Linked DNA regions of Mus musculus: regions 2 and 3 are each linked to region 1. The links are chromatin loops, found by intact Hi-C in ENCODE. Cell type or tissue: left cerebral cortex. All regions are shown on one strand. Each heading gives the region's core, and the rest is flanking DNA. Links, peaks and the distances in the headings are about the cores only.

Region 1 (10,384 bases), core at 1,599-9,598:
CGCCGCGGCCGCTGCCCGGGTGCGTGCGGGTCCTGTTGTGACAGTCAGGCAGAGAGGATTATCCGGATCATGGCCTCCCCAGCCCTCAGCCGCCGTGGCTCTCCCGGGTCCCTGTGCGCCCCTGACACTCAGACCATCCCAGGCGCCCCGCGTCTGCAGCTTCCTCGGCGCTTGCCAAGGAAAGACACCAAGCAAAAGAAAACAAACCCAGAGAGGGGAGGGGAGGCTAACAGAGCCTAGTGGACACCTCGGACCTCTTTCCTTGGGGCTTCCTTCCACCCTCTGTAATGAGACCCGGGCTGGACACCCCGAACTTCAACATCCTAGCCCGCGCTGCCTCTAGGTACCAGACAAGAGGGTCCGCGGCGCCACGGCCATAGCCCCCGGGGCCAACCCTTTCACCTAAAGGCCTGTCACCAATCAACATTCCCTTCCCTGCCCTAGGGAACCCCGGGAGTGGAGGTGACACCTCGGAGCCCCAAGGCACCAACCCTGTGGTAGTGGCCGCCGCCCGCTCAGTGCGCCATCCCAGACTACTACCGCCAAGATCTGCTCTCGTCCCCGCAGCCGGAGCCCTTTAAACAAGTCCCCGGGAGGCGAATAGCAGCCGTGTTGGTTGGCGCCCTGCCGCCAGCCCGGGCTCCTCACCCTCCTTCCCTCCTTTCCTGTTCCCTTCCAACTCTAACGGGGAGGATGGCTCGGGGTGAACTGTCGCGTTTCCAGTCCCCCGCCTCCCAACCCCTCCGCCCCCCGGCCCGGAGTTCCCAAATCCCCCTCTCCTCTTGCCACTAGCCCTCCCCACCTCTGCTTTTTAGGGGATAGGAGGGGGGGGGGGATGCAACCTGGCGGAGAGTGTGTTGCAACCCTGAGTTGGCAGCGCATCACTGTCAACCTGCCCAGGGTCAAGGCTGTGACATGTTGGGATTTCTTCTCCTTGCCCCCTCGAAGTAGTAATTATTACTGTTATTATTAGAACGGCGAGGTTCGGTTGAAACTTTGTTTCTTTTATCGCCACCCGGGAGCTGTGGTTAGAGCATTCCACCTGAGGCCCGCGGGGAAGAGGCGGGCTTTTTTGTTGTTGTAGCGGTTGGCCCGCCTGTTTGTTTTGGTCTTCCAGCATGCACAATAAATAATGATTAGGATAAGGATGCATAATCCGGGGCGAAGGCGGCGCGGTGCCCAAGGGGTTCGGCGGCCGCTGCGGCTGCTGTAAGGCCGGAGCCGTGGAGAGAAGAGAAAGGAGTTGTAAGTTATATTTACCTTGCTCGCGAGCAGTGTGCTGGCTGAATCTTCCCTCTCTGAGTCACCCAGAGTACAGAAACAGAGGGAGCGAGGACTAGATTATGAATATGACTTCATTGATGACAGCCGTCCCCTCCTCTTCCTAAACTCGGGCTCCGCCCCGCGTCCCACCCTCGCCGCCTCCACGGGCGCCGGAAGACGCGCCGCAGTTGGCCCCGCGAGCCGCTCCTCCCTGCCCGGCCCGGCGCGGGTTGGTGGGACGCTCCTGTCACTCGCCCTGCTCAGCGACTCCGGGAGCGCGCGGGGGGAGCAGGGGGCGGTGTGCAAGAATGTGGATCTAGACAGCTCTACTGTATGCGTGGATCTGTGTGTGTCTGCGAGGCGCCGGCTCTCCGCCGTGTTTGTGCCTGGAGCAGAGAAACTGCGCAGGACAAGCAACCAGCCCGCAGCCCTGCTGGACTCGGGAGCCGCACATCCTTTAGCTGGCAGTAGCCTTCCGAGCTTCTCCGAGGAGACTGGGGGAACCCCCCGAAGCGAAGGGGAGGGCAGCCGTAGTAATCGAGCGTAGTAGTTCTGGGGAATGTGGAGACCGTGCTGGAATTTAAGTGTGCCTGCGCCTGCCAGCTCGAGCCTGCAGAGAGAAAGGGAGGGGACGGCGGGGGCAGGGCTCCGGGTGGCACCAAAGCTGTTTGTGGCAGTGTTGGCCGCGGGGGTGGGAGGGAATGGGCATTATCATACGAGCTGAAACTTTTTCGACCCCCGCCTCCTCCCCGTTTCTCTCAAGGCTGTCATAAATTTGCGTTCTTCCCACCCATCCCCAGCCCCCAGTGAAAAGGGAGGCGGCACAAAGAGCGAGCTTGCCAAATCTGTCTCATCCCTAAAGGACTGCAAGCTTCCAAATGCCAGAGAAGAGAAACAGCTGAGAGGCCGGCCGCCTAGTAAATAAATAAACCCAGATAAACCCTCCTAACCCCTCTGTTTACTTCGGAAAGGCACGAAGCACTTTCACCTCCCCTCACCTGTCGTCTTCGAATAAAATATACATAAAAATGTGGGAGGAGAGAACGACCCGCGAGGGTAGGGCGGGAGAGTCAGGGGGCAGCTGAACCATGGGATCTGCTTTTGATTTAAAAAGGGAAATAAATCTCAATCTCTACAGACCGAAGTCTCCTCTCTCTTCCACCCCACATTTAAGACCAATTAAGGCTACAAACTGCAATTTGCCTGCACGTAGTGGTTTGGAGAGCTAGTGTTTCAGTTTTCCTTGAAATACAGTATGTCTGCCGGACCCTAGGTCACTATTTGGTGAGGCGGTTTTATTTTTAGTTTTATGAAGTGTGAAAGAATGTTAGGAGATTTTAAATCAGAGGCCTATTATATTAGACTCAGATTAATGTAGGTGCTTGACTCTTAAAATTAAAACTGCTCCTATGTGGTCATGTTATGAAAAAGTATGATCTATTCCTTATTTTGCAATGTAATGGCGTAAATTAGTCATTCAAAGTGCACTGTGACTATTTGGTTGAGGATCCCTCCCACCCTGGGGTAAAATCCTATTTTAAGATGGTTTATACTTTTACAGAATTGACTGTGAGAGCCACTGGGTGTGAAGTGCTATTCTAAGGATGCTCAAGCTTAGGTACTGGGTATGTTGATGACAAGGAGCAACGGGAACAATGTCAGATTCCTGTGTGCTCATTAGGAAGAGTTTACATCACTGGCCCAGGCCTGGGAGGAAGCACTACCAAGGCTCCACTGCATGGAGCAGGCAAGCAGGGAGAGCAATCACACAAGCCTAGAGTTTTATAGTTTTCCAAGGTGCTGCTATTTGCTTGTTAAATTTGGCTTCCATGTTTTCTGTGTATCCCATGGCAAACTTCTAAACCAAACAAAAGGGACTAGGATATAGTGTGCCTCCCTGGAGGTTGTAAGAAATTGTTTCTCTGCCTGAGGATAGGCCAGTATAACAGTAATGGAATATATTCTAAGAAACGCTAAGCCCAATTAATAGTGTAGTAAATGCATAATCTAAATACTAGCTTCTAACTGCCTAATAGGTTTCAGCTTTACCAGACTATAGCCAGAAACCTAATTGTGTATAATAAAAGGCTTTAACTTATAAAGATAAGCATTCATTAGCAAGCATTAGGTTTTACATTTGTTTCCTTCACATGTCAACCTCACAGCCCAGGTTTAACAATTTGATGATATCACACAGTGCGTGCGTGTGTGTGTGTGTGTGTGTGTGTGTTTCTATGTGCGCATCTCTTGTCTTTCTTTCCACTTCTACTTCTTTCTATTTCTCTCTGTGTGTGTCTCCCTCTGTGTCTCTCTCTCTCTCTGACTTTGTCTCTATATGTGTGTCTTGTGTGTGTGTGTTTGTATGTATGTGTGTTTTATGTGTGTGTCTTGTGTGTATGTGTGTTTGTATGTATGTGTCTGTACACTTGTGCATTTCTGTGTCTTTCTGTATGTCTATTTCTTTCTATTTCTCTCTGTGTGTCTCTCTGTATGTCTGTGTCTGTCTGTGTGTGTGTGTGTGCATCCCTGTGTCTTTCTCTCTGTGTGTCTACTTTTCTCTATTTCTCTGTGTGTATCTCTCCGTCTCTCTATCTCTGGCTGACTCTCTCTGTGTCTGTCTTTGTCTATCTATGTGTGTTTGTATTTCTCCCTGTTCATTTACCTCTGTATATATGTCTGTCTTTCTATGTCTCTCTCTTTCCTTCTTTTTCTCCCTCCCTCCTATCTTTTCTCCTTTCTCCCTCTCCCTCTCCCTGGCCCAAAGGGCTCTGGCATTTGTAGCCCCCTACCCCTGCCTCCTACAGGTGTGCCACACCATGACCAGCATGGCTTTGCCGTCATTCTCTCATTAATAAAATTTCACCTCCACTTGCCATAACAATTCTTAGAAAGAGAAACCTTCATCTCTGTGACACAGAAGCCACTGGCCATTCCTTCTGGCATTTTGTCAGAGAGAAAGTAAGAAGAAGACCTTCCCTTTGGTGTGTGTGTGTGTGTGTGTGTGTGTGTGTGTGTGTGTGTTCTCCAGCTTACATAAAATTCTGATGCAGTACTTGAAGGGGTTGCTACCCATACCTGTACATGCTCAACCACGAGAATGAAAGTGCACGATCAGTGCTTAGGAATACAGATTAAATATAGATACTTGGCTCCCTTTCACCTCACATTGACCTAAGGATGCCTCACCCTCTCCTCTCCCTTCAGGTCCCTCCTCTGAAGAATTGTCTTGTTTGTAGCTTGCACTGCAGCAAGTAAGAATTTCATCAAAGGACTCTGAAACTCGTGAGAAATAAAAGGCTGCAGCATTTGCTCCATAGGAAAAACCGTCCAGTACGCACTTCATCTCCGTGGTGAAGCAAAAAAAAAAAAAAAAAAACGTAACCATTGCTGATTCTGAGAGAGAAAAAGGAGAGGCTCTTTTGTTTTGTACAGAATCACAGGAAAGCAGCTCTGGTTAAGAGGCTAAAAGGACTCAGGGAAGCTGCACAGGATGCTGCAGTCCCAGGGAGCTTTGCTTTGGGGACTTCGATGAGTCATAATGTGTTCTCTGAAGTCTCTTTTTCTCTTTCTAGCTTGGTAGCGAGGGGTAGAAGTTGCTTTTTCATGTCTGCTTGGCCACATTTACTTGTTATGTAAGTCCTCTTTGGCAGATGAAGATGCCTCTATAGAGTACATAGTGGGCTTAAAAGCCGCTATCTGGTTGGAACACCCTTGTAAAGGAAAACTGCACACACAAAATTTAGAAGCTTTTACTCCCAACAAAGCATTAATGTGGACTGGTACGGTATTGAGCTTCAGGCCAGAGCAGGTAAGGCCATTAGGGACTGGGTATGTCATATTTAGTAGTAGACACTGGACTTTAACAAACTGAATCCGCTGACATCTAATTTGGTGAAGGGTTTAGAATTAGCAAGAAAACTGATTACAGAACTAAACACTAGTCTCTCTCTTCTTCCCTAATAAATGATTTAAAAATATCTTGTCTCTCCATAATCATATCTCTAAAATGCCACCTTAATTTTTTTTATGATCGTTTAGCTCTCTACTTTAAAATTATATGTATCCCCAATTCATCTTAGGATAAACTACAAACTTAGCATAGCATTCAAGGCCCCGGAGGGACAGATGTCTACCAGGCTTGTTGACTTCCCCCAAATGCTGCCCTGTGGGTGACCTGCTCTACCTGTAGGTTCCTATAGAGCTCTGTTGGTCATATTCCCCTCTCTGACATGCAGGGAGGACTTAACTCCAGGTCCTCTAAGACTCACCTGTGACCCAACATCCAGAAAGTGGTCCTGGTGCCCTTGCAGACAGAAAAGCTGCAGGTCCCACTCTGCTCCCATAGCAACCGATGTGCACCTCCATTAGGGCACTTATGACTGATGCAGTTATTTGTTTGATATCACTCCACTAGTACCCGGAGGGTATAGAATAAGTTCAATTCATGGTGGAAACCTCAACAATTAGCTAGTTGCTTAGTACAGTGTATCAAATAACAACAACAACAAACAACCTCCACCACTTTGTTGAATGAAAGGATGAGCAATAAATAATAAACTTACCTAATATTGAGAACTCAGCAGGTCTTCACCACCAGTAACTATGATGAACAATCTGCAGCGTTTACAATCTTTGATAATTTTTAAGCAGGAAAGACTTTAAAATATTTGTTTGTTTGTTTGTTTGTTTAATTCTGTTTTGTTTGGAAGCTTGAAAGATAAGAAGCTGCACTTTGGTATGAAGAGCATTGATCAGAAGTTCTGTGAATGTTTGAACCAGGCCAAAGGAACAACGGTGCAGATGAGGGAGCTGGACGCGCTAAGAGAATCAGCCGGTCCTGACAGCATTTCTCCTTTAAATCACAGGCCAGAAGGTAGGCCAGTATCTTCACACAGATCCTTTCTTCCCTTTAGCCAACTAAGATACGCGACACTAGTCTCACTTTCTAGTCCATACGACAAGACAGCTAATTAATGTTCTTAAACTGTGTCCCCCACATTGGAGAAAGCAAGGCAATTGATTGATATGAGAAGAATACTAGAAACCCTGTTTTTGCTTCCTGATCTTAAAACATTGCTGCTGCTACAAGCCCCTCCAAAGTAAAAGGATTGTATGCCTAATATACTCGCAGACTGTAGAGTCTTTAGATGTCTCTGAAGTAAACTAGTCTTCTGCCATGCAGAAGAGCTGAAGGACCTTGAGAGCAGGGTTGTCACAGGCAGGCATGGTGCTGGCACCCTTCTGTTCCCTCACTGGCAGTGACAGCTCTTCAAGCACCATAGTGTCTCAGGCTTCCAGGGTCTACCTTAAATGAATTCACAGTTGCCGTTCCTCAGGGTCTACCTTAACTGAAATCACAGATGATATTCCTGTCTCCAATTTTAGCCAATCAGCCCTCTTATTTATGAAGCAACTGACTTAAAAGGAGTTCTGAAAAGAAATCAGAGGCTGAGGTGGCAATAAGGCGAGCACAGGTGAAAACCAGGCTCTAAATTGCTACTTTTGCCCCCAAGAATTCATTGCCAGCCATGCCGAGAAGTAAAACAATGAGGACCTAATTAGATCCTACAAAAAATAGGTCAAAAATATCCACAATTACCCAAGACTGCTTGGGATCTGGGTTGATATTAACTATCGCTCATGATGAATTCCGACTTACACATTCAGTTTATATTGAGGCATTCATTATTGATAATATGATGTAATCATAATTAGCAAGATAATTAAGGTTTTTTTCTTCTCATCTTCATCTTACTCCTTCATCACTTCTGCTTTGTGATTCATAATGCACTTGATATATTATTAATACTGAACTCGAGTTTAATAATGAAATATACACTTTGTACTTTATCTTACTTTCTTTTGAGGTCCAAGGGAAAGGTGATCAAACAACTTGGAGCTGACTAAATGATGAAGTCAGAATTTTTAACTCACCTTGGTAGCTCTCCAGACTCAAGCAATGCGTGTCCTCATGGAAAAACTGCAATTATTTGTCCTCAGTAGAAGGTTCTTGATCCATGCTGGAACACTGGTGGGGGTAGAATATGAGTCTTCTTCCAAACGTTTACTGTACCAAATTATGTGGCCATGTTAGTGTGGATTTTAATTTGAATAATACTTCATTAATTCTCTGAGAGTTTTTTTTACAATGTATTTTGACAGTGTTCCCCCAGCTCCTCCTATCCCCACCCTCTCCGTCCTCCTTGCCCTGCTGTGAGATTTGTTCCTTTCTTTTATGCTTTCCTGTGCAGTCTATTTTGTGCTGCCCAACTTCTCTTGGGAATGGGGCCTGCCTTGGAGTCTGTTTAATCTACCAGGGAATCACAGCATTCAAAATGCCTGACTCTCTCATAGCAGCTATCAAATGCCAGTGACTCATCAACTCGAGGTGATAATTTGGTGCCCTCCTCCCTTCATCCCCTCTGTGACTGGGATTTGTCTGGCTTGAGCTTACTAAGGGTCTGGTGGAAGCTGCCACGGTCACTGTAAGTCCAGCTGTCCTGTTGTATCTGAAAACTACTGTTTCCTTGATGTGCTCAACCACCTAGAATTTTTACAATCTTTGCCCCTTCGAGAATCCTTGAGGAGAGAGATATTATAGAGATGCTGCGTTTAGGCTAAGCATTCCACAGCCTCTTAGTCTCTGCATTTTGACCAGTTGAGGGTCTCCAAGAAGTTTCTCTTATGAGGGTTGGGAGATGAACTGGCCTATGGGTATAGGAATAGGTCTACTTTGTCCATTTAGCATAATATTAGTATTAGAATCTCCCCTAGGATCTATAACTTATCCATCTACAGGTTCTTGGTCCCCTAAACAGTACCAGGTACAGTTCCTACTTATGGAGGGGATCTTATTCCTATCAGAACCTGATTAGTTATTCTCGTTTGTGCTATGGTTGCACCAACAGTGGGTATAGCTGGGCAAACCAGTCATTGTTATGCCTTATGGAGTTCACTGCTGGGTGAAATCGATGACTGCTTTTCTACTCTGGTAATGTGATAGGACCTTCTGGCATTATGAGAGTGGAAAGCATAGCTGAAGCTTCCGGGTCAGTGCCAGCTTGGCCGTTCCATGTTGTATGATTTGAGTATGTGGTATCTTCAGCAGGGGGCTCTTATTGCCAAGTTCTGGAGGGTAACCAAGAGTACTGGAAATAGCCTGCAATACACTTGAGGGTTTATGGGACACCACTGGCCAACAACTCAAAAAGGAATAACTCATCGCAAGTAGTGGGTGTTTTTTGTTTTGTTTTGTTTTGTTTTGTTTTGTTTTGTTTTGTTTTTGCTAGCATATGGTCTCTAGTTGGGGGTATTTTCTCCCTCTGTAGGCTAACTCTATTTAAATGTGTGTGTGTGTGTGTGTGTGTGTGTGTGTGTGTGTGTGTGTATGTATGTATATGTATGTAGGAACGTAATAAGCATTTTTTTCAATGAGTGCATCTGCTTCATTATACTCTCAAGGAGCTCTTCCTTCAAGAAGGTGGTAAGAATTACTAAGAAGCCTACACAGCCTAAATGACCCATGATAATGTTATGATAAGAAATAAATCCTCTGCATGACTTTTACAAAAATTTCATGCATCCAATTAAAAAGTAAGCCAGCAATATGTAAACACAGAAACAATTACTAAAATTCCCTTAGATGACTGCATAAAGAATGTGAAATAAGCACGCTGAGTTTTGTGGAGGAGGGCAGAAGGTTTAATTTGTTCTCAGGTAGGACTAAAATACTGCCTTGTCCAAGATGGCTCCAGGGACAGACTTGACTGGGGCAGCAAGGAAAATGAAGAAAAGACAGAAGTGCCCCGAAAAGCTGGGGTTGCCTGGGGACTGGGCTCTCTGATGGAGAAAGCACAGCATTTCAGAAACTCAGTATGTTCGTTATATACAACTGAACAGAGACGCAGGGCCATTGCACACAGTTGAACAAAGCGGTTGGGCTATTACAGAGAGATAAACAAGGAGCCAGTGTTTATGGTCTACAGCTGGAGGAAAGAGGCAGGTTTAGCTACCCTCCTGGAAGCAGTCTCTGTAGGGGAGCAGTCTTCAGACTGTAAACATCCACAGGGAAGAAGATATGGTGGCTTTTTCTTCTTTCTGTACACACTATCAACAGTATTAACAGGGGCATCTGGGACCAGAGGAAGGCTTTGTCATCTCTCTGAGCCTTACCCTGGGAAAAAGGCTTTGCCACTATCCCACAGCTCTGAGGTCGGCGTGGTCATACTCATGGCAGCAACACACACTAACTCAGGCCTTCCTCCTCTCCTCTCAAAAACACATGCCATAACAATATGGCTTCATTTTAGCTGTCAGTACTGTTTTATTTTTGTTTTTTTTTTTAAACCGGAGAGTGATGAACAGAAAACTAGCATAGATGTCTAGGGTAGGTTTCAAAGCATCTGGATTCTGCACCGGGTAGGAAACTTTTATCTTCCTATCAGAAAAACTTAGCTGAACAGACACTGAGTTCAGAAACTGTTGGATGTAATAAAAATAAAAAATCACATTTTGTGTGGATATGTGCACATCCACATACTGATCCCACCAGAAACATTGCCATGTGTGTTGATTTCTAATGATAAAGATTATCTGGGAGCTTTGGGTCATATACTTTCTATAGCTATATGAAAAAGTGGAACTTTCTGTTAAGATAAAAGAACATCTGTGCAGGATTTAAAGTTCCAAGGTATGTCTGAATATAAAGAAGTCACTATTTTATATTCTATCAATATTTTACCAAAACGTGTTTAAAAATATATCCTCTGCCAGGGACGTTCTCTTTTTTGAAACCTCAATACTTTGTTGTGACAGTTTGTTTGAGCTTATGGCTTCAGAGGGGAGAGAGTCCATAGTGGTGGCGGGGGAGGGGCGTAGCAGCAGGTGGCTACAGGAAACAGGGATGGCATCTTGAACTGGAAGCACAGAGCAGAGAGAGCAGAGTGGGAGATGAGTGGAAGTGGAGATATAAACCCTCAAGGCTCTCCCCTAGTGACATACTTCATCCAGCAAGACCCCACTTCCTAAAGGTTCTGTAATCTCCCCCAAATGGTACCTCCCACTGGAGACCAAGCATTCAAAAACCAGAACCTGTGGACGGGGCAGTTCTCTTTCTGACCAC
Region 2 (10,384 bases), core at 1,473-9,472, 130 kb after region 1:
TGTGGGAATGCAGAAGAAGGTGACCACCTGCAAGCAAGCCAAGCTTGGAAGTCCAGTTTCCAAGGCTGTAAGAAAATAGGTCTGCTGGTTAAACCACACAGGGTGGGACCTTTTGTTACATTAGCCTTTGAAAACGAGTCCACGCCCCCTTCTTCTGTCAGAAATCTAAACATTATGCCTCTGCTCACTCACTGTCTTCGCTGTTGATTTTTTTCAGCTCTTACAAAAGATCCAGTGGTCTATGCTTCTTGCAGTCCCTTTAGGTCTTTCTGGCCACCTAAGACAATAGATGAAGGAGCTAAGAGTGTGCATCATGGAAGGACCCATTGCTGGGAAGGCAAAGATGCTCTGCTGCTACAGCTGATCAGCCTGGGAGGAGAAAACATTGGGTCCCGATTTGTTAAAATGTCAGTCGCACTTAATGAGGTAGGAGAGAAGAACAAAGATTATCATGGGAGATATGTACAATGAAGCTAGAAGCTCATTGCAGGATCACAGGGTGAGATGAAAGAAAACCCCCAAACTTGGGTTTGACTGTGTATACCAAACACTAATTACAGTCATTTATGTGAGCAGCTTACCACTGATAGCTAATTACCATGCAGCACAATAACAATTATGTATATCATTAAATATGTATCAGATTAGTTTTATTTGATTACAATAATAAACTCCAGAAACATACAATGTCAGGCCTAGAAGGAGACCTTGGCAGTCAGTGTTTGGGGCCACCCCTTCACTTTCCAGAGGCAGACAGTGACACTGGCCTGTGGCAGCTACCCAGCATCATGGTGAGACTGAAAATGTATAGTTGTGGATCTGCAACTAAGCTTCCTAGGGGAAATGAGAATGAGGCTGACACCCACAAAGACCATGCCCTCTCTAACTGCTCTATTTAAGTAGCCTGGCCCAGCACGAGAATAACACCTTGATATAGGAGCTTCGTTATAATGATGGAACTGGAGGAAGCTCTGAGCAAGTGAAATCCAGAGTGATTGTGTGCTATTGACATCGATATGACCCATGTTTGGGTAGAGTTCAGACCCATGAAGGAATGGCAACCCCTGTCTCCCACCCTTACCCCACCCTAACCCCACCACCCTAGCAGGTGACTCAGAGAAATGGCACAACCTTCCTTGGGGGTCAGTGTGTAGGTCATGGTATGGGTGTTGACAGTCTGTACAGAAAATGACCACTACTGCTTTCTCCCCTCTGGTATGTATGGCCTGAAGACTGTCATCTTACAGACTGTATCTACCAAGATTAGCCAAACCTGTCTCTAGTCTACCTGTATACCATAAACCCTGCCTTCTTGTTTATCTGGCTCTAAGAAGTCCATCTCCTTGTTCAGCTGTCTGTAATAACCTGCCTCTCAGGTCAACTCCATATTATAAACATGCTGAGCTTCCTGGTTGCTGTGGCTTCTCCATCCATGAGGGCAAAGCTTTTCTGTGTGTGTATCTTTTCTTCATTCCCTCTCTGTCCCAGTCAGGTCAGTCCCTAGAGTCATGCATGGGTGGGACACTTCATGCCACTTACCAGAAGCTAAGCTTACCCTGTTCATTTGTTTCCACTTCTATAGTCTCAGCAGGGTGGGTACCTGGATTCAATTAATGAACGAGGGAAAACTGCGTCTGAATGAGGATGTAACCAGGTCTGTACTGGTTGGAAGATAGTGTTGAGGTCTCCCCAACAGCAGGGTTTCCATCTAGAGCAACGGCTTTTAGCTTTTCTAATGCTATACCCTTTTAATACAGTTCTGCATGTTGTAGTGACTCCCAACCATAAATTATTTTGTTGCTATTTTGTAACTGTAATTTTGCTACTGCTATGAATTGTAATGTAAATATCCCATATGTAGGATATTGGATTTGTAACTGCTGTGGAAGGGGTTGCAACTCACAGGTTGACAACCAGTGTTCTAGACACTTTTGATTCCTTATTATAAAGACTACAGGAGATACTTTGAAATACGCAGACTCCACGACATCCTCTAGCAATTCAATTTTGGTCAATCTGTGTAGAGTTCTAGGAATTTGGTTTTTATTTTTTGTTAAGCCTTCAGAAACCTCTTGTGCTTGGTACCTTTTAAAACATTAGAGAGTATGCCTGCCAATGTACATGGTACCTTTTAAAACATTAGAGAGTATGCCTGCCAATGTACAACCTGATAGAAATAGAGAAAAACCTTAATTTGGTAATGTCTAAGGAGGAAAATTCAATGCTAGCAACAACTGGATGGTTTAATGAGTCTGCTGGAGGTAACATGTCAGCACCCAAGGAAGACAGCTCAGAGTGGCCTGGTGGGAAATTATGACCCGCCACACACAGCTAGCAACAGGGGTGATGACATGGGGCTCGTAGAACCCCCTGTATATCTAGAGCTCACTCTCAGTGGAAAGGCAGGCTAGCCTTTCTAATTGCTTATGCTCTGATTTATATTAAATGCAAAGTGTGGTTCATCAAAAGACAAAGCCCCGGAAAGCTCCCTGGAACCCTTAGTGATGAAATTGCTGGTGGTGAACAGTTTGAGAATGAGAGGTTCCATGGAATGGAGACGCCTGGGGTACAACTGTGCTTACAAGCACCGTGCCTGATTTCCCGTCCTTTTAAGCCTGCCTCCCCGTTTGAGCTCTCACACGGATCTGTTTTAGGTGCTTTCAGTTTTCAGGATGGAACCATCAGTATATTGGCTTTTTAGTCTGTCTTCCTTCATTTGGAATCCCAAGACAGTGCCCTGTACGTTGTCATCTTCCTCACTGGTCAGTAGACTTTTCTAATGTGGATGAGACAGTCTGTTTATCCATTCCCTAGGCAACTTTGCAAAAATAATCAAACTTCATTTTTATCAATTTTTGTTTTTGTTTATTTTTAGTCCTTTTGAAAAACTTCAAACATAAGCATTGTATCGGCATCACCCAAGGCAAATTTCACTGTGAAAGCTGCCGGGATCTTGGGGGTAACTTACTTTCTTTCTTTCTTTCTTTCTTTCTTTCTTCTTCTTCTTCTTCTTCTTCTTCTTCTTCTTCTTCTTCTTTTTTTTTTTTTTTTGAGTTTTTTGAGACAGGGTTTCTCTGTGTAGCCCTGGCTGTCCTGGAACTCACTCTGTAGACCAGGCTGACCTTGAACTCAGGAATCCACTGGCCTCTACCTCCCAAGTGCTGAGATTAAAGGCCTGCACCACCACTGCCCGGCTTGTGGGTAGCTTTCTTATGCACATTATCTGCCTCTAGTCTAGCACCATTATCTCTGGTCCTATGAGTAATGTGGCTTGTCCATATGAACTTCTGCTACCGACTTTTAACATGGTTTCATATATGAAACTGTATGACAAACAAGAATGGCATCTCAGGGGGCAATTGGAGGCCACACAGCTGTTGATGGTGGATTGCTATGCTGGTTAATCTTTGTCAATTTGACATAAATCAGAGTCACCTAGGAAGAGGGAGCCTCAGTTGAAGAATTGCCTTAATCAGATTGGCCTGTGAGCATGTTTGTGGGGGCAAATGGATTGCTTATTGATGCAAGGGGGCCTAGCCCATCGTGAGCGGTAGCATCCCTGGATGGGTGGTCCTGGGCTATAGAAGCAAGCTAGTAAGCAGCATTCCCCTATGGTCTCTGCTTTAGTTCCTGCCTCAACTTCCTTCGATGGTGGATTGTGGTCTGGAAAACCTGTAAGAGGAAATAAGCCCTTTCCTTCCCAGGTTGCCTCTTGTCGGTATTTTATCATAGCAGAAGAGAGGAATCTAAGGTGCTTATCCTGAAGCTCTTGCACCAGTTTGGCCTGGAAGTGGAGCCTTGGGACCGTGCAGGGATACCAGGAAGTAGAGGTAGTTAGCACTGCCCAATGAAAGAGGAATGTGAGGTTAAAAAACCGGAAACGCACCCAAGGCGTTGGAGAGCGCTCTCATTGAAAAGCACCCAGGTTAAACAGATCCAATCTAGGTCAACAGAGTGGCTGGCAAAAGCATCACTCCCCATCATGCACATAAAACTCATCTCCTTGAAAAGACAGGAGCTGGAAGCACTTTAATGAAAGACTGAAGGTGAGCAGGGTGGAGGACAGTCGCACCTCGAAGCTGACAGCTGTCTTCAAGACCATCAAGGCAAATCCCAGCGTTTCCTTCTTTGTTTGCCTCTTCCAAGAATAGGCTGCCAAACCCAGGCACCTGCAGCTTTCCCGTCACTTCCCAAGCTGCTGACATTTTCTCCAGGTCAGAGCCACTGCATGCAAATACCTGTCTATCTATTCACGCCTGCCACTCAGGCAGCGAGGCAAAAAATCTGGACTCAATCCCTGCCTTGGGATAATTGCTTAGCAAACAGGATGCACATAATCCATTTTCATTATTAATACTCCAGTTAGGAGCCAGACTCTGTGTTTGGTTTCTCATAATGAGAGCGGCCTTACAATGGAGGTGATGCAATCTACCATTCAGCTCACAGCACTGTGAGGAGGCAAAAAAAACCTCCCCCCTCCTGTGGCAGATTTAGATTCTAGGCATTTCTGTTCCTGTAAAGCAGCAGGCTGGATGAGCCCACTATTGAAGAGTAAGACGTGCTGCGTTTCTTGCCTGGCTGATTTTGTAAAAATGTCCTGCCTGCTCATTTGCTTATTGTTCCTAATCTCCACCCGATAGCTCCTTCGAAGGCATCTGCCCCTTACCACTGCACACCCTGGGAGCAAAACTGCTGGCATGAAGGAAAAGTTTGAAAATGATTGCCAAGCAGTGCTAATTCAGATATAACCAGCCCGACCCTGGTGGCTGGCTCAACCACGCAGCAGAAACCTGGTTAGATTTTAAAGGTTATTTTTTTTTAAATGTGCAAACTAGAGGTGCTTCCTGAAGAGAGTTGAAAGAGTTCTAGGGTGGCTTCGCTTCTCCTCCACAACTTTCATTCCATCTCAGTGGAAAGTAGTTTGCTATTAAAAGGCAAGATAATCCATTATCACTGTGAGTCCTGAACTGCCAGGGGGAAGCCCGCAGCTGGCTGGAAGGAAGGGCTGATAACTTGCATTTAAAGAAAAAAAAATCAATTGCCAGTTGGTGTCTTGCCATCATTCAGAAATAAGGCATAAATGTGACCACAGGTGGAGGAACTGGGTCCCTTGGAGTCTGTGCAGTGGGATTTGAAGTTTTCCTGTTTACCTCTGTCTGGATTAGTTCGAGCCGTTTGGATCCACGGTGACTGAGTTGGTTATTTTTATCAGGTTCTTTGGTGACAGGTGCCCAGGTTACAAGAAACAAATTGGCACTAATTGGACACTCCTGTTGGCATCTTGGCAGGAGAGTGCATCAATAGCTTGATCTGGGAAGCTGTGCATTAACCGGAAGGGGCATGGCCAAGCTGTTGTGCAGCTCCTGTTTATTTGAATTTGCCTGCTTTAAGAACAAGAGGGATGCTAATTTTCACTAGTATTCTAGCATTATGGCTGCAAACACACCTATACTTGTCCCAGAGGGAACCTTCAATGAAAGTATGCTTATGAAATCCTTGTCACCCCATTTACCAGGATAATTGATGTGGGATATGGCCCAGTGGCAGCACAAGGGTGGCCACATGGTTTCTCAGTGGGCAGGGTCGTTGTCATTTTTTTCACCAGTATGTTTGACAGCCAATCTGCCTCATAGTAGTAGATGCAGAATAAACAACTGTGAAGAAAATACATATTTGTTGAATGACTGGATGTAGCCCCCATCCTTGTGAGTGAATCACCATCCTTTCAACTTGAATCGTCAACATGGAGAGTTAGACCAGATGTTAGCACTCATCTAAGCAAGCTGCCCTCATTGTTCAGATGAGAAGTACTGGCAGGATGTGACTGAGCTGAGAGCAGAATCCCCATTCTCTATACCCCTTGTTGGCTATCTTCGTGTTTCTTCTCAGAAAGAGATTTCAGAACACAGGATGCTGTCGCTAATGAACAGCCCAACAGACCATAGAGAGAGAAACCTGACTTCTATATTGGGAGTCTCTCCTGATTGTGTGGCCTCCAGAAAATCACTTAATGTTATTGGATTTCTGCTGTGCCTGGTCTATTTAAGGAGACCGACAAGTCGCCAGGCAATTATGATAACGAATGTTACCTTTGGCTAATAGGGGAAAAAACCTGGAAGAAAAGGACAAAAAATACTAGGCCATGTGGGGGTAAATTATCTTCTAGTTATAAATAATCAGCATGTTGAATTAGAGCAGGGCAGGTTCCTAGGAAGGAGCTTGATTTAATAAGTCTTGAGGGTCCCCATGGCTATTTCAGAAGTGACTCACCCAGCATACTCTAACGGTCCACCAGGGGGGAGTAGAGGTCAATTTCTTCTGTACCAGAGGAGGTGGAGTGATTTGTGTTTTGTAATTAAGGGGAGGGAAGGCTGTGGTCAATGCAAATTTGAGGTGTCCTTGTCCTCTGGTGGCTCTTATACTGGTGGCTTCTCTATGCAGAATAACCAGAGCATGGAGTTGTCACTGAGAACCAAAGCAACCTTATAGCCGTATGGTGATTTTCCAGAAGTAGAAGTCTAGAAAGGAGGAATGTTAGCAGGATGGTTTCCTTAGATAAGTCGTGTATCCACGGGGGTGGGGTGGGGTGGGGTGGGGGAACCCAGAAGCACTTAGAAATGAAGTTAAGAGGAGAGAGTAGTAGCCAAACTGAGGAAGCTGGCTTTTCTGGATACAGACACCTCCGAATATTCATAAAGTAGACAGGAGAACAACAGAAGAAAATATGGTCCAAGCCGGTGACCAGAGATAAATCCTGCTAGCAGGCTCTTTGGGAAGCTTCAAGAGAAAACTCTAGTTTGGTCTACCTGGCACTCTGGAGGAGCACGTCATGGTCAAAGATGAATATTTTTATCTGTGCTAGAGAGTAGCTCTAATCCTAGCTTGGCAAATCTGTCTCCCCATTTAGGATATTAGAAAAGGTCATCCAGGATTCTACTAGATTTGGCTAATTACACATACAATAAAGGAGGCTAATGGGATGCTAGCATCTCGTTGCATTCTGGGTAAGAAACCCATCTTAGTACAATGTTCTGGGCAGATTATTATTGCAGGTTGTGGCTATCACGTAGCTGTGCCAGTGGGGAGTGGCGTTGAAACAACAGAAGGGCACTTGGTTGTGCTCAGCTGAAAGAGAGAGGGGGATAATTGTATGTGTGTGAACCCAGTTACTATCATTGAGCCAGTATTTATGAACTGCTCCCATGTGCCGGGCACTGCATCTGTATTAAATCATTCCATCCTAAACATTGGATTGGATTTTTAAAAAAATTACCTCTATTTTATAGATGAAGAAACAGAGGCACAGGTAATTTGCCTAAGGCTACATAACAAACAAAGGGCTCAGATTCTAGCTGAGTTGAGCTCTGTACATTGTGGCACTAATGAATCAGCCATGTGAAGCTGTTATAGAGAGAAACATGCACACGTTCTTTTCAGACAAGAAAAGCAGCTTTCCTACAAGGCTCATCTACTTCTGTTTGCCTTGGCAGTAACCTGGTGGCGGTGTGTTGGCCAAGGGGAAGTAGGCACAGTTGCTTTGAAAGAAGACATACTATGGTGAAGCTCTGTACGAATGGATCATCCTCGAAGACAGTATGTAGTTATCAGACATCAGCGACTTGATTTGAGGATGGAGTCTGCTAGGGTTTCTTTTGGTATCTGCTTATTATTTTGAATGACTGTGCTCTTAAATGGGAAGCCCTTTCATCTAGGCTAATAGCAAGCAAGAAGAAAGCTGTTCACTGCATGCATCTGCTTGTCTTACCTGAGTTATGTGATGGGAGCTATCTTTACTGTGTCTGAATTTTCTCCCACAGCTCTGTTCCCCCTCCTTCCATGGACCCTTCCTCCAACATGAGGAAGCTTCCCTACTCAGCTAATTGAATCCTGGACTCAAGAGTTCAGTTCAATGGTGTCAGCGTTTGGAAGCTGATTATGGGATGGATCCCCGAATATGGCAATCAGATTTTACTGTAAGGACCCAGATATAGCTGTCTCTTGTGAGACTATGCCGGGGCCTAGCAAACACAGAAGTGGATGCTCACAGTCAGCTATTGGATGGGTCACATGGCCCCCCAAAGGAGGAGCTAGAGAAAGTACTCAAGGAGCTGAAGGGAACTGCAACCCTATAGGTGGATCAACATTATGAACTAACCAGTAGCCCGGAGCTCTTGTCTCTAGCTGCATATGTATCAAAAGATTGCCTAGTCAGCCATCATTGGAAAGAGAGGCCCTTTGGACTTGCAAACTTTATATGCCCCAGTACAGGGGAACGCCAGGGCCAAAAAGGGGGAGTGGGTGGGTAGGGGATTGGGGGGGGTGGGTATGGGGGACTTTTGGGATAGCATTGGAAATGTAAACGAGGAAAATACCTAATTAAAAAAAAAGTTCAGTTCACCCATAGTAACCTTCAAATAGAGGGCATGGGAGCAATAGCCCTGTCTCACCAACCCTCGTGGATGAGCCTGGAAGCTGTGACTTAGAGCTTTCTAGGTCTCTGGGTTTTTTGAGACCAGGATCACCTTGCCTTCAGCCCTTATTGGTTCTCTCAGTTCCCTGTCTCATGCCCCAATCCCTAATCAGTATGCCCCGGAGTTGTCTCTCAAATAAACTAATTGCACCCAAGGTCTTGCCTCAGGCCTTGGTTTGAGTGAAACCAAATTAGGACCTCTTTGAAAAGGCACGTGAACCCTTAGAGCTGACAGTGGTGGAAGTGGAGACTCAATAGAAAAGATTATCTAGGAATATAAAAACACAGAAAGGAGATGGACTCAGAGAGATGCCCTCTGTGCCCCCGAGGACTCTCCATCTAGAACCCGGGGATATTAGAATGGGCTTTCCTTTAGGTAAGGGAGATAGCTCTTTCCTTTGACTGATTCCCACACCTTACTTTTGCTTTTATTAAAGGAATCCGTTTTGAAACTGAGACATTCCAGGGGGCTGTTTTTATCTGGTGAGTGATGAGAAAGGCCAGCATCCCCAGGATAGGTGTCTGCACTCACCTCCTGGCTCTGTGAGTCCAGAGGACAGGATGATGAGATTCCTAACATGCAGGACAGAAACCAGAACCCTCCTCCAAGCATCTGCTTGCTACAGTTTGGAAGCGAAATGAAATACTCCCTCCCTATAAAGCTGGAAAGAGCTCTAGAGACAGCTGTGAGTGATGGAAAGGCCAGGCTATCATGGTTTGCTTCTCTTGCTTAGTTGGTGTTTGCGAGTTAGCTTACTCAGGGCTCTTCTTGATGCAGGTTTCTGAAGTTCGGTCAGCATCTGGCTTCCAGGAGAAGAGGATTTAATGAAAAGAGGCTGGGCAGCAAAAGTCGGGTGTGGCCATGAGTCCGAGTCTTTGTTGACTGGAGATTCCAGTCAAGTAAAACGTGACATCTTTCTAAAGTGCCCAGTCTTTGTGTGGTTATGCTATAACTTGGGCTTGTAAGTGCTAAGATTTAGTGTCCAAAACAGGGAGCATATTCTATTGTTTTGTTTGATTTTAGGAACCATGCTTGCACATATAACTCTGACACACTGAAGAATATCTAAATATTGAAACTTAAGACCTGTGAAGCATAGAGCAATATATGTTGGTTTCCCCCATTCAAGTTAAGAAGCATTTGGGACTAGAAGCAGAAAGATCTGAACTGTTGTTTCTATGGGTGATCACATTGGGTTAAAGGATGTTGCTGCAGCATCTGGATTTGGAAAGCCATGCTTACAAGGATAGAACCCACAAGACAGATGCTGAACTGGCTCATATCGAGGAACATCTCTGCCTGCATAAACCAGGTCACCTGTAAGGATAGAGAAGGTTCTCTAGCATGCCTCTAGAGGGAGACACTGGGCTCCCACCAGGTCTCCCTTAGGCGGGTCAATTCTCCAGCGTGTTAGCAAACAGGTGACAGATCAGGCGCTTGGCTGTGAATACTCAGGGTTGTTTGTTGATTGGTTTGTTTGTTTTTAATTATTTATGTTGGCAATTAGACACAGAGTCAGAAACAAGTTAGCATTCTTGCTGGTCTTTGTACATGTAGAGGCAGCCCATTCCTATTTTATAAGCTAGAACAAAAACACAACAGAGGAAGAGAGAGTTTCCCCTAATGGGATATATTTATCTCGTAAAGGAGAAGAATCAAAAGAAGAAATATCATTAAACTCAGTCATGCATCTAACAACCATATCCCTCATATAACAGTGGGGACGGCATCATCGCCTGCCATCCAGGTGTGGGTAACTAACACTGCCATGCTCACACTGACTGATGACACATCTCTCTAAAGATGTCAAGGTTCTTAGCTCATGGTGGTATCTGAAGGCCTGTCATGGAAATAGGGCAGAGTGGTCCAACTGCTAACCACAAAGCAAACAGTCTTTGTTCCATCTCATTATC
Region 3 (10,384 bases), core at 1,455-9,454, 280 kb after region 1:
CAAAGCATTTTTGCTTAAGCTATTTACTCAGTAGTGTACTCTATTCTCACCAGGATTAAAATGCCAATGGACTATAGCTCACATTCCATCTCTTAGCATGTCTATCTGTATAGTAACCCTCTTTGCCAAAATTCATATTCATTTCTATTTTCAGAAACTCTATAGTCTTTTGTCAGATGTTCAGTGTAAGGGTAAGGCTTGTCTGTATTCATGGGTTGCTAAGGAGATCTACACAGTGCTAGCTGTCCACCATTCATGTGATCTGCAGAGAGGCCCATAATTTCAGACTCCCTCTATTCCCAGTACCCAACTCTGATTCCATGTTCTCTATTACATAGTTGGTACTGTGTGTATTAGTTAGGGCTCTGGAGTTGACCTGGAATTACTTTCATTAAAGTGGTGTGTGTGTGTGTGTGTGTGTGTGTGTGTGTGTGTGTGTGCCTGTGAGTTTCCTTAACTTCATGACTAGGGGAGCAGAAGAGATTCCTTACAAGATACAAACAATTCTGTCAACATTGTGTGTGTGCAGTGAAGACCAGAATCTGATTAATAAATACAAAGAAAACATATTCTGAGAATTTTAGCTTTAGCTGCCTGTGGATGAAACACAGTTTACCCCACTACTGAAATATAAATTCACCAAATGCAGCCTGAGATTCTGCCTGCTCTTCACCTGACATGACAAGCATTCCAGAAAGATGCATGTAGTCTTGGAGGCACTCAGCACAGTCTTCTATCACCCTTTTACCAGGACGCCCACAGCCATGACATTGCCAGGAACTGCAACTGAGGTCCTGTACTATACTCTCATTTCCCACCGGCTGCTCTTTCTGCTTCTCCCCCCCAGGTTGTTGCTTGTCTAGGTACTTGTCTCCCTGGGCTTTATCAGCCCCAGAAAGCTGCCCCGCATCAAACCCCATAGTCCTCAGAGCCACCTAACTGAACATCTGTGCCCACAAGGCATGGCAGCATCACTGTGCTCTGCATGTTCCTTGTGGAGTGAAGAGTCATGTCCTGATGAGATCTTGAGTCAGGAAAGAACTCCTTTTGAACACATACATTAAAAACTCTAAAGAAGAATTAACTATTGTGGCTGGAGAGATGACTCATCTGGTACCAGCAGCCTCTGCTCTCCTAGAGGATCTGGATTTCTTTCCCAATACCTCCATTGGGTGGCTTACAACCTACTGTAACTTCATCTCTAGGGGACCCTAGACCTCTTTTGGCCTCCAAGAGCACCTGCATACATATGACAGACACACAGGCAAGCAGACATATATGCATATATATATAATGTATTATATTATCATTACATAATTATATTTTATTACATAATATATTTTATTATATATAATAGGTAATAAAATATACAATATAGCAATATATTATAATATATATTAATTGTAAAAAATAAATAGTTACATTGTTATTGTACCTTTGCCTGACAGTGGTACTCCACTCAACCATCCATGGACAATAATGTGACAGCTTCTGACTGACTGTCAGATGTCATGGTGAGGAGTAGGGATGAAACAGGTCATCGGTACCAACAGCTCAATAATTGTTTCTTTCCTCTGTGCTGTGGACTAGCAAGATACATCTCTATGTCTATAAAAGTCATTAGATTTTTCTGATTTTCTAAAACCAAATTCCAGTGTATTCCTGTCCTCACATATTTTCCAGAGATGATTCAGTTTTATTTTGTTCAGCAACAAACTAGATTAGAGGAAGGACATATTTATTGTTTTTGGTTTTTGTTTCAATTTTATAAGGATTTCTGATTTTTTTTTAAAGTTGTCATTTAACACATTACAAAATATGCAAACAAAATTGAATAGTTTACAGTGGGTGGGGGATATGTAAATGCCTAAATACCCATGAGAAGTATTACCTAAAAAAAAACCAAAAAACAAAACAAACAAACAAACAGACAAAAAAACACTCTCAAAACAATCCTAAGAGGCAAATGGTCATAATTAAATCAGAGTATGTGTAACTTAGAAATAACATCGCTTGCTAATTGAACTTATATGTCTCACACAGACCTTTATATGTGCTGTTATTTTCATTCCTCACAAATCCTGGTTATTTTGGTTCATTCTGTAGATGAGAGCATCCGAATTGGCTTTCCTGGTGTCATTTCTACATAGGGAAAGATAAGCTGGGATTTGAGCTCCAGCAATTATTTCTAAATGCCATATGCTTCACTCTCCACTTCAGTAAACTTTTTCTTTCTCAGAGTAATAATTCTTGTGTAATGTTTGTTTGTTTATTTCTTTGTTTGTTTGTTTTTGTGGGAATAGGGACAGGCTCTAGAGCTTGATATATTTTGTACAAGTGCTCGGTAACCTAGCCACATCTCAGGCAACTCCAGATTTTTGAGATTTATCAGCAAGGAGTTTAATGGTCGTTTGCTTTCTTAACTGTCCATGGATGCTGGGGACACAAGGACATAGGCTTCACAATTCAGTCTGGCCCAGAAACCTATAAGTATACCATTAATTATTTTATTTAAGAAAATTAAAAGTAATTTTAAAAATTATGTCGTAAATCTGAGATCATAAAAATTACACAAGTTTTATATGAAAAAAAATTCTGTGTTCTATATGCAATTAGAAGGATGAGGACAGTCTCTGGCAGGGCAGGGCAGGACGTGGTTAATGCCAATTGAGGCATCGTGAGGGCAAGTCTGATTGAGCTGTAGATTGAGTTTTAGACTGAGTGTGATCAAATGTTATGTTGAATAGAGTTGAGTTTTAGATTGAGTGTGGGTTGAGGTTTAGATCATTGTTTGGATTTTTGATAAAGTGTAGCCTAGTGTTAGTGGAGCTTTAGTTGAAGTATGAGGTTGACAAGGGTTCAGTTTCAGATTCAGCATCATTGAGTGTTAGTGGAATTTAGGTGGCTCGACAATGGGGTGATTTTGTTCTCTGGTTTGGCCAGTATCATAGACATAGCACCTCTTTCTACACATTGTTGTGTGCTATCATCAGAATGCTTGTGTGAACTCACAAAATTCTCATGCTGCCACTCCAACCCGAAAGGCACCATGTGGTCATATATGATGGTAGGAGATGAGGCATTTGGAGCATGGTGAGACTACAAAAAGCCAGCCCTCTTGTCTGTGTGAGATTACAGTAAGAAGACAGATCCCCACAAGAGTGTGGGGGCTCCCCAGACACCAATCTGTCAGCACCTTATTCACAGACTCCCCAGTCCCCAAAACTGTGAGGACAAAATTTTATGGGGTGTGTATAAACCAAAGAGTTTATAGTGTTCTGTTATAGCAACTCAAATAGACTAAGTTCTGTCTGCATACTTTCATTGAACCACCCCCTCTGTGAACTTAAAAAAAAAAAAAAACCACACAAAACAAAAACAAAACAAAACAAAAAAGCCCACCCCAAACCATATCATCTTCCTTCAGGGTCTGGCACCCAAGTGTGGCAGCATGAACTTGGCTTTGCATTGGAAATCAAAGCCTGGTGCAGGCACACAGAGGAATCTGTGGTTTTCAGCTGCTTGTGCCTCTGAGTGAGTTTGGAGAAACGGATCAGTTCAAAAATCACTAGCCTCTCAGCAAGCACTGCAGGGCGATCAATTCTGAACGCCGCGCATCTCAGCGAGCAGACGCTGTCTACACATTTGTTTTCTCCTCCTCCTCTGTCTCCACATGTTCCCGTCAACTCACTCTGAACAGCTATTAACAATAACTTCAGGAAGCAGTGGGAACTAATGACAAGTCTCATCCCCTCCGTCTAATAACGCGGTCCTAATTCTCATGTTTTCATTATCCCCTGGCACTAAACCATTTCCATTTGCACACCCAAGCAATCCCCCATATCTTCAGTGTTAATGTCAGCTTGATCTGCACTGATCACTTTCATTAACAATATACATTTACAGGGTAATGTGATCCAAAAACAGATGCTTCCCAAATAAACCACTCATGGCATTGACAAAAAGATACAGCATGAAGGTCAAAGGCCCTAGAAGTTTTCCATTTACCACAGGGGAAAATAAAGAATGACTCATTAAATTTGCTATTCACTCAACAAACATACTGGCTATGACTCAGGCTCGGGGATAACTGATGGATGCAAAGATGGTAAGAAAATAGGGCATAGATTCTAAAGCTGGTGACTGTCTGCTTTCGGACTAGGGCATGGACTCCATATTTGGAAAAATGGGGATATGAGGCTTTATATCCTGATTGAGTTCTCAGAGCCTTTGGTCTGTTTCATAGCAGTGTTGGTGTTGGTCCACTGGCTGCAGACCCAAAAAAGAATGGCAGATCTCAGCAACAATGAAGACTAAGTATAAAGCTAAGGTTACAATATAATAAGAGTGATCCCAGGAGGAGTCCTTAGAGTCTTACTAAAGCTGCTGTAACAAATTCCATGATGCCCTTGGCTTTTGGGTTTTGTGAGCGATCCTTAGTGTCCCTGATCTTACAGAAACATCCTTCTGCTCTCGGTTCTCCTTTCATACTGTCCTTCCTGTGAACCTGCTTCTGTGTCCAAATTTTCCCTCAAATAAGGCACCAGTTGCACTAGATATCATAAGGATCCCATCTTTATGTATATCTGCAGGGATATGCGGAGGTCTTTCATATGCAAACGCACATACACAAGTGCCCACACACAGGCATACAAACACACAATCTGAACAAGCAAACACACACACACATCCAAGCACACGCATACAAACAATCACACACATGCATATGCACACACACATGCACATGCACGCACACACACATGTACACATGCACACACACCATGAGAGCCGAAGAGACCTGTGATTGGGAGGAGGGGTGCAAAAGAGTAGTAGGGGTAAAGCAGGGCTTTGTTCACGCCCTCCTAGAGAACTCAGTGTTGTTCAGAGTGTGGTCTAAAAGTGGCAGCATCAGCACCACCCAGCAACTCTCGAGATATGTAAATTCCACCCACCCATGCATATCACCCCCAGATCTATAGAATTAGAACTCATAAAGGTGGGGTTCATAAATTTGTCTTCACAGCCCAAGCAATGGTTCTGACTGCCATTCATCAGTGACCTGGGCACAGGCTTCAAGCTCATACTCTCCTCCCACCACCAAAGAAGAACCAGAGTGGCCTATAAATCATTGCCCTGCTTTAAACTTACAAAAGCTCCCGACTACATTTAGAAAATAAAATTCTCTTCCTCACTTAGAAGATTTTCTTCTATTCCACCTTTCCCCCCTTGCTCAACACACTCCAGGGATGCTGGCTTCTTATTGACAGGAGATATTAATACAGCTTTGTTTGCCTTGTATCCATAGTACCTGACATATAAAAGAGACATTCACTATTCATGCATAAATCATTTCATTAGTAAAGACATTCATATTTGTCTTATCCAAGGTTTAAGATTTTTGCTGAATTTCAATTTGTTCTTTCTTAGGTTTGTCTATTTAAATTCTAAAGTGACTCACAGTATCACTTTTTCTTTTTCTTCTCTTCTTCCTCTTCCTCCTCCTCCTCCTCCTCTTCCTTCTCTCTCTCTCTCTCTCTCTCTCTCTCTCTCTCTCTCTCTCTCTCTCTCTCTCTGAGATGGTTTGGATTAGTTTTAGTTTACTATTAGTAAATGCTGCAAAAATATTCACAACATATATAGTTGTACTACAAACATTCTCATCCCTAGTAGTTGAAAACTGTACATATGAATATCCTTATTATAAAGCCTGTGGATGGCTCTGTGCTTAAGAATGTCTCCTGCTACAGCGGAGGACCTGAGTTTGGTTCTCAGCATCTATATGTATCTCACAGTTTCCTTTAACTCCTCTTTTTTTGATCCATAAAGATTATCATTGAACTGAGACTGAAGTAAGGAAAGAAATGTCCAAGGATAAAGTTGTGTGAGAATATTCCTGATAGAGGAATAACATGTACAAACACACTGAGCTGTGAAGAAGGCCAAGAGAAGTCCAGAGTATTTTGGTCCTGGGAAAGAGAAGATATACATGAGGCTACGGAGCCAGAACGGAACATGCATGTGATGGTGAACTCTGAAAATCTGGGGTTCTAACTTTTACCATGCAGAAACTTGAAAGCAGCCAGAAGTTTAACCCTTGTGCCGTATTTCAGTTTAGGGATTTCTGTGGGTGGTAATGGCAGAGGGAGGGAGTTAAAGAGCCAAGGGACAAAGCATGAAAATTCTGCTGGAGGTCTTCACATTTGAATCATTGCTTTGCCCAGCTTCAGGTCAGGGCTGGTCCTTCATCACACTGTACAAGAAGCAATTTGGCAGTGGCTTGCTATTTTCCTTCATTGCTTATACATTTCTTGTAGGTCAGTTTGGCGGCTGATGTGTTAGGCAACAATCCTTTGAGTCCACTGTACTTGCCCAGTGAGCCTCCTGTGGAGCCACTTCCTCATGCCTCCATGTATAGAGTGCTGATGAGCCGTATGGCTTTTCCTTTGGCTTCTTGGGCATCAGCTGTCTCTTCACGACAGCTTCCTGATAGTCCTAAAACCTTCTGTGCCCAGAGGAACCCTGATAAATTTGTAACCTTTTTGTTAATGATAAATATATGACTTATGTTGCAAATATAGAAATCTTCTTTTTAGGGGCTAGAGAGATGGGTCAGCATTGAAGAATACATTGCTCTTGCAGAGTACCCAAGCTTGGTTCTCAGCAAACACATCAGGTGGCTTACATGTCTGTAACTCCAGCTCATTTTTAAAAACCATCTTCTGACCTCTATATGTACTGTAATCATATGCACATGTGCACACACACACACACACACAGGCAAAATAAAAAATTAAATCTTAAATCCAGTTCAAATGAATGAAAGAAGGCCCACAGGTTATAGGTTAGTGTCAGATGTTAGACTAGATGCCTATGACCATAAAATTGTTGCTTAAATGGAATCCTTATAGATTCATGGACACATGGACTGACTAATACACTGAATTTAGCAAGAGTAAATAACTTGCTAAGAGCCTATATTTGGTGCTGGCTGAGGAGTCTTCAGAGTCCCAGTAGTGGGATACAAAGTCTGCTCCTTTTCTGTCATGCTAGAGGCCTTGAGCACATGCCAGGCTGTAAAAGAGCTCTCATATTCCCCAGTGCCACTTTAAGGTATTCTCCATTTTGCACTGAATCACGGTCCATGGGACAGAGATTTGCAACTGTCCAGCTACTGTTTTTCTCAGCACAGTGACTTGAGATAGACAATCAGCATCTTGATTAAATAGAATTTGCAATCAGAAGTTTCTGAATAAGGAAGAATTTGATAAATTCTAATGAGGCCATAATGTAAGCAAAAGAAAAATCAGAAGGGATGAGACTGAGGAAAACAATATCAAGATGGGATGCCCCGGTATCAAGTGAGAGAAAGTTGCAAAATGCCACAAAATGACAACATCACCAGAACCTCCACTGTAGCCAGAAAGGAGTGAAGGAGGAAGCCATGGCTCCATGATGGTTGTGATTAACCAGGTCTAGCCCAGGGATGTGTCTTTAGCATCTGCACCACTCAGCGAGGGCAGCCTCCCTCATAGTGCCAACACTGTCTATGTTCTAAATCCTTTCATGCCTCACTGCACAAAGGTCTGTACTTTTCTCAGGATAAATTCATTAATAATGACTTCTATTTAGTGAATGCCTTACTAGGTATGTACAGAGACTATATTTGTAATATAGCATGTATATCCACAATCATTAGCAATGTTTTTCTATTTTTGTAAGTGAAGAAATTAAAGATAAACAACTTGGTCCCAGACACACACACACACACACACACACACACACACACACACACACACACACACAATAGGTTTAAACCTAGGACTGTCTTGAAAGCCTGGGCTTAGCTACTGAAATCTACTTTTGGAAGTCTACTTTTATACAAGGCTTCACATACATTTTATTTACTTATACATAATGTCTCTATACAGGCTTCTTCCCAGAAATGCCTATCAAGTAAAGATGGCAGTGGCTTCCTCTTGTGTCTAACAAGCAGACCTGTTGAAAATGGGGGCTGCATTCCTTAAAGGTGCTATATTCTAACTGGCATTAAATTATTATTCCATGAGGCTAGAGAAATGGCACCAGTCAATTGTACTTACTGCTCTTATGGGGTGACTAGGTTCTGTTCTCAGCAGCTTACAGCCTCAAAGAACTCCAGCTCCAGGACATCACATACTCTCTTCTGGCTTTTGTTGGCACTGACACATATAGGATGTTTGAGGAGAATCTATAACTACCAATTTACTAAACAACCATAATTCCTAATTGCATTTTAAATATTTACCATTATTCTCATAAATAAGTATAGGTCTCTGTTATAGACAGAGACCATTGTAGAAAACCACAACCAATCAAAATTCAAAGAATAAATGATCGTGTAGCGCTTAGCCCCAACTGATACATCTATAACACAGCTCTACCCTTAAGGCTCAGAGATATAGTGAAAGAGAGAGTAGAATGAGTGTGAGATCCAGAGGAACCGGAAGCTTACTTTGAGATTGTGTCTCTTAGAAATGTCACAGGAGCTACACCCATGAAGTTTCATCAACAAGGCTGGCTAAGCAAAACCTGAACAATGACAACACCAATAGACATGCTATTAGAGAAGGGAGAAATCTCATATGCCCAACCTGAGATAAAGAACTTTAAGAATTGTTGTGTGCAAGAGAAATAGAAGAACTTCTCAAGTAAGTGGTTATCCAATACATGTGGTCAGCTCTGAAATCATATGCATGCATGCATACAAGTAGCATTATGCTGACTGTGCTGATTGAGCAGGATATATATACATATATATGTATATATGTATATGTGTATATATATATACATATATATGTGTGTGTATATATATATATATGTATATATATATATATGTATATATATATATATATATATATATATATATATTTGAAAGAATGTGGAGGGGGCAGATTACATGGGAAGGGATGGAGGTTTTTAAAAAGATGGCTTAATGATATGCTTATATTTTAATTTCAACAAATAAAACTATTAAAATATTATGTCTTTATATCAAATTATTGCCTCCATTTTTGTGTACATTTGTGCTGCAAAATTTCCAGTGAAAATAGATTGCAGATATCAACAACATATTAAAAATGTCAAGGTTCCTTTCAAAATCATGTGAACAGATGAATTTGGGTTTCATCATAGCTCACAATTATACCAATCTTCTTGGAGAGTATTTAATTTGACCCCTGTGTGTACTCTGGGATCATTTCATAGCAGCAGGAATTCTTGTTTTATGAGATGAATAGGTGTCACTGGGATGGATGGGAGTGATGTCATGCGTTATTGATTCCTGAAAGTATCTGAGATGATTTGCTCTAAACCATGAATTATGTTCCAGTCTTCCATTTTAATATTTTAATCATACTCTTTAGTCTTAAGGTGGTGCAACTTGCTCTAAAATTCCATAACCTTAATTTGTTACAATGCCCTTGAAGCCGTCACACACAACAGTATTTCCTCTGTTATGAAGTGGATCAACCAAAACACTTGTGAATTGGCTAAGGGAATGGAATCAGAGTTTCCAGAAAGCAGCTTCATATAATTAGTAAAGCTCACTCCCAAACCCAGTGCCAGCAGCTCTGAAATTGAGTCCAGAAGTCAGCGAACTGTGGCTCACAGGCCAAATGTCCCACCACCTGTTTTTGTATGTTGTGAAAGCCAAGGATGCTATTTATATTTTAAATGGTTGGAAGAATATAGGGTAAGAAGAGTACTGTCTGACAATTATGTGAAACTTGAGGTTGATGTCCTTAAAGAAAAAGTGTCTGAGCACACAGCCACACACGCTTGTTTTTGTTTGTCCCTGGCTGCTTCCAGGCTACAACAGATGAACTGTGCTGTACGACAGAGTGGCCCAGGAACTCTTCACTGTATCTTCTGTGGAGCATTATAAAGAACTCTGCATGCTGAATGGAACGCATGATCCTTAGTTCATCAAAGGTTACAGGTCACAGAAAAGCACCTACAGCTGACCCCTGCATCTCTCCTTTGGAATCTGGATGATCAGTCAGATTCCCTGAAAGGCATCCCAGATATCAATGCAGCCAAGTCCCTTAGGAGACAGATTCACACAGCAAAAGTACAAAGGAAAGCCCAACAATCCCAGATCTGGTAGAGATATTAGCGGGAATGAGACACTCAAGTAAAACAAGTTTACATCGCTAATGGAGTAAGATTTTGACACAATCATTCTGCAAGAGAAATACTTTAGGAGTCACCTTGATGTTCACCACTCTGTATGATAGAAATGATTTTTTTTTTTAGGAAGCAGCAATCTGAATATTATACACTCTGGATGATAAAGTTGTAAGCATCTTAGAGACTTCACACACACACACACACACACACACACACA

The links. A loop is a pair of places that touch in the nucleus more often than their neighbours do. Peaks named below come from ENCODE experiments on the same cell type or tissue, not always from the same donor. Only the 100,000 strongest peaks of a DNase experiment are listed, where the experiment ranks them.
Region 2: it touches region 1 in a loop (4-fold over the local background); 6 of 42 quality-filtered maps call a loop at or near these places.
Region 3: it touches region 1 in a loop (4-fold over the local background); 2 of 42 quality-filtered maps call a loop at or near these places.

What each region holds. Positions count from the first base shown.
Region 1 is chr19:26,596,110-26,606,493 of GRCm38, reverse strand. Gm52395 (a long non-coding RNA gene) reads left to right here. Exons shown (of 7, transcript XR_003952911.1): 1 at 1-343; 2 at 445-1,245; 3 at 5,973-6,136. It overlaps Smarca2 (SWI/SNF related, matrix associated, actin dependent regulator of chromatin, subfamily a, member 2), which reads right to left and starts at 1,334. Exons shown (of 33, transcript NM_011416.2): 1 at 1,261-1,334. In left cerebral cortex, for the core only: no CTCF peak of the experiment used is centred there; DNase peaks (open chromatin) are centred at 1,840, 2,805 and 4,843; H3K4me3 peaks cover 1,045 bases; H3K27ac peaks cover 1,856 bases.
Region 2 is chr19:26,461,351-26,471,734 of GRCm38, reverse strand. No RefSeq gene overlaps it. Among named protein-coding and RNA genes, the nearest start is that of Gm34808, 41 kb to the left of the region's middle. In left cerebral cortex, for the core only: a CTCF peak has its summit at 6,281 (motif pointing right); DNase peaks (open chromatin) are centred at 4,507, 5,211, 5,808 and 6,304.
Region 3 is chr19:26,318,394-26,328,777 of GRCm38, reverse strand. No RefSeq gene overlaps it. Among named protein-coding and RNA genes, the nearest start is that of Gm34808, 180 kb to the left of the region's middle. In left cerebral cortex, for the core only: no CTCF peak of the experiment used is centred there; DNase peaks (open chromatin) are centred at 3,610, 4,160 and 4,895; H3K27ac peaks cover 489 bases.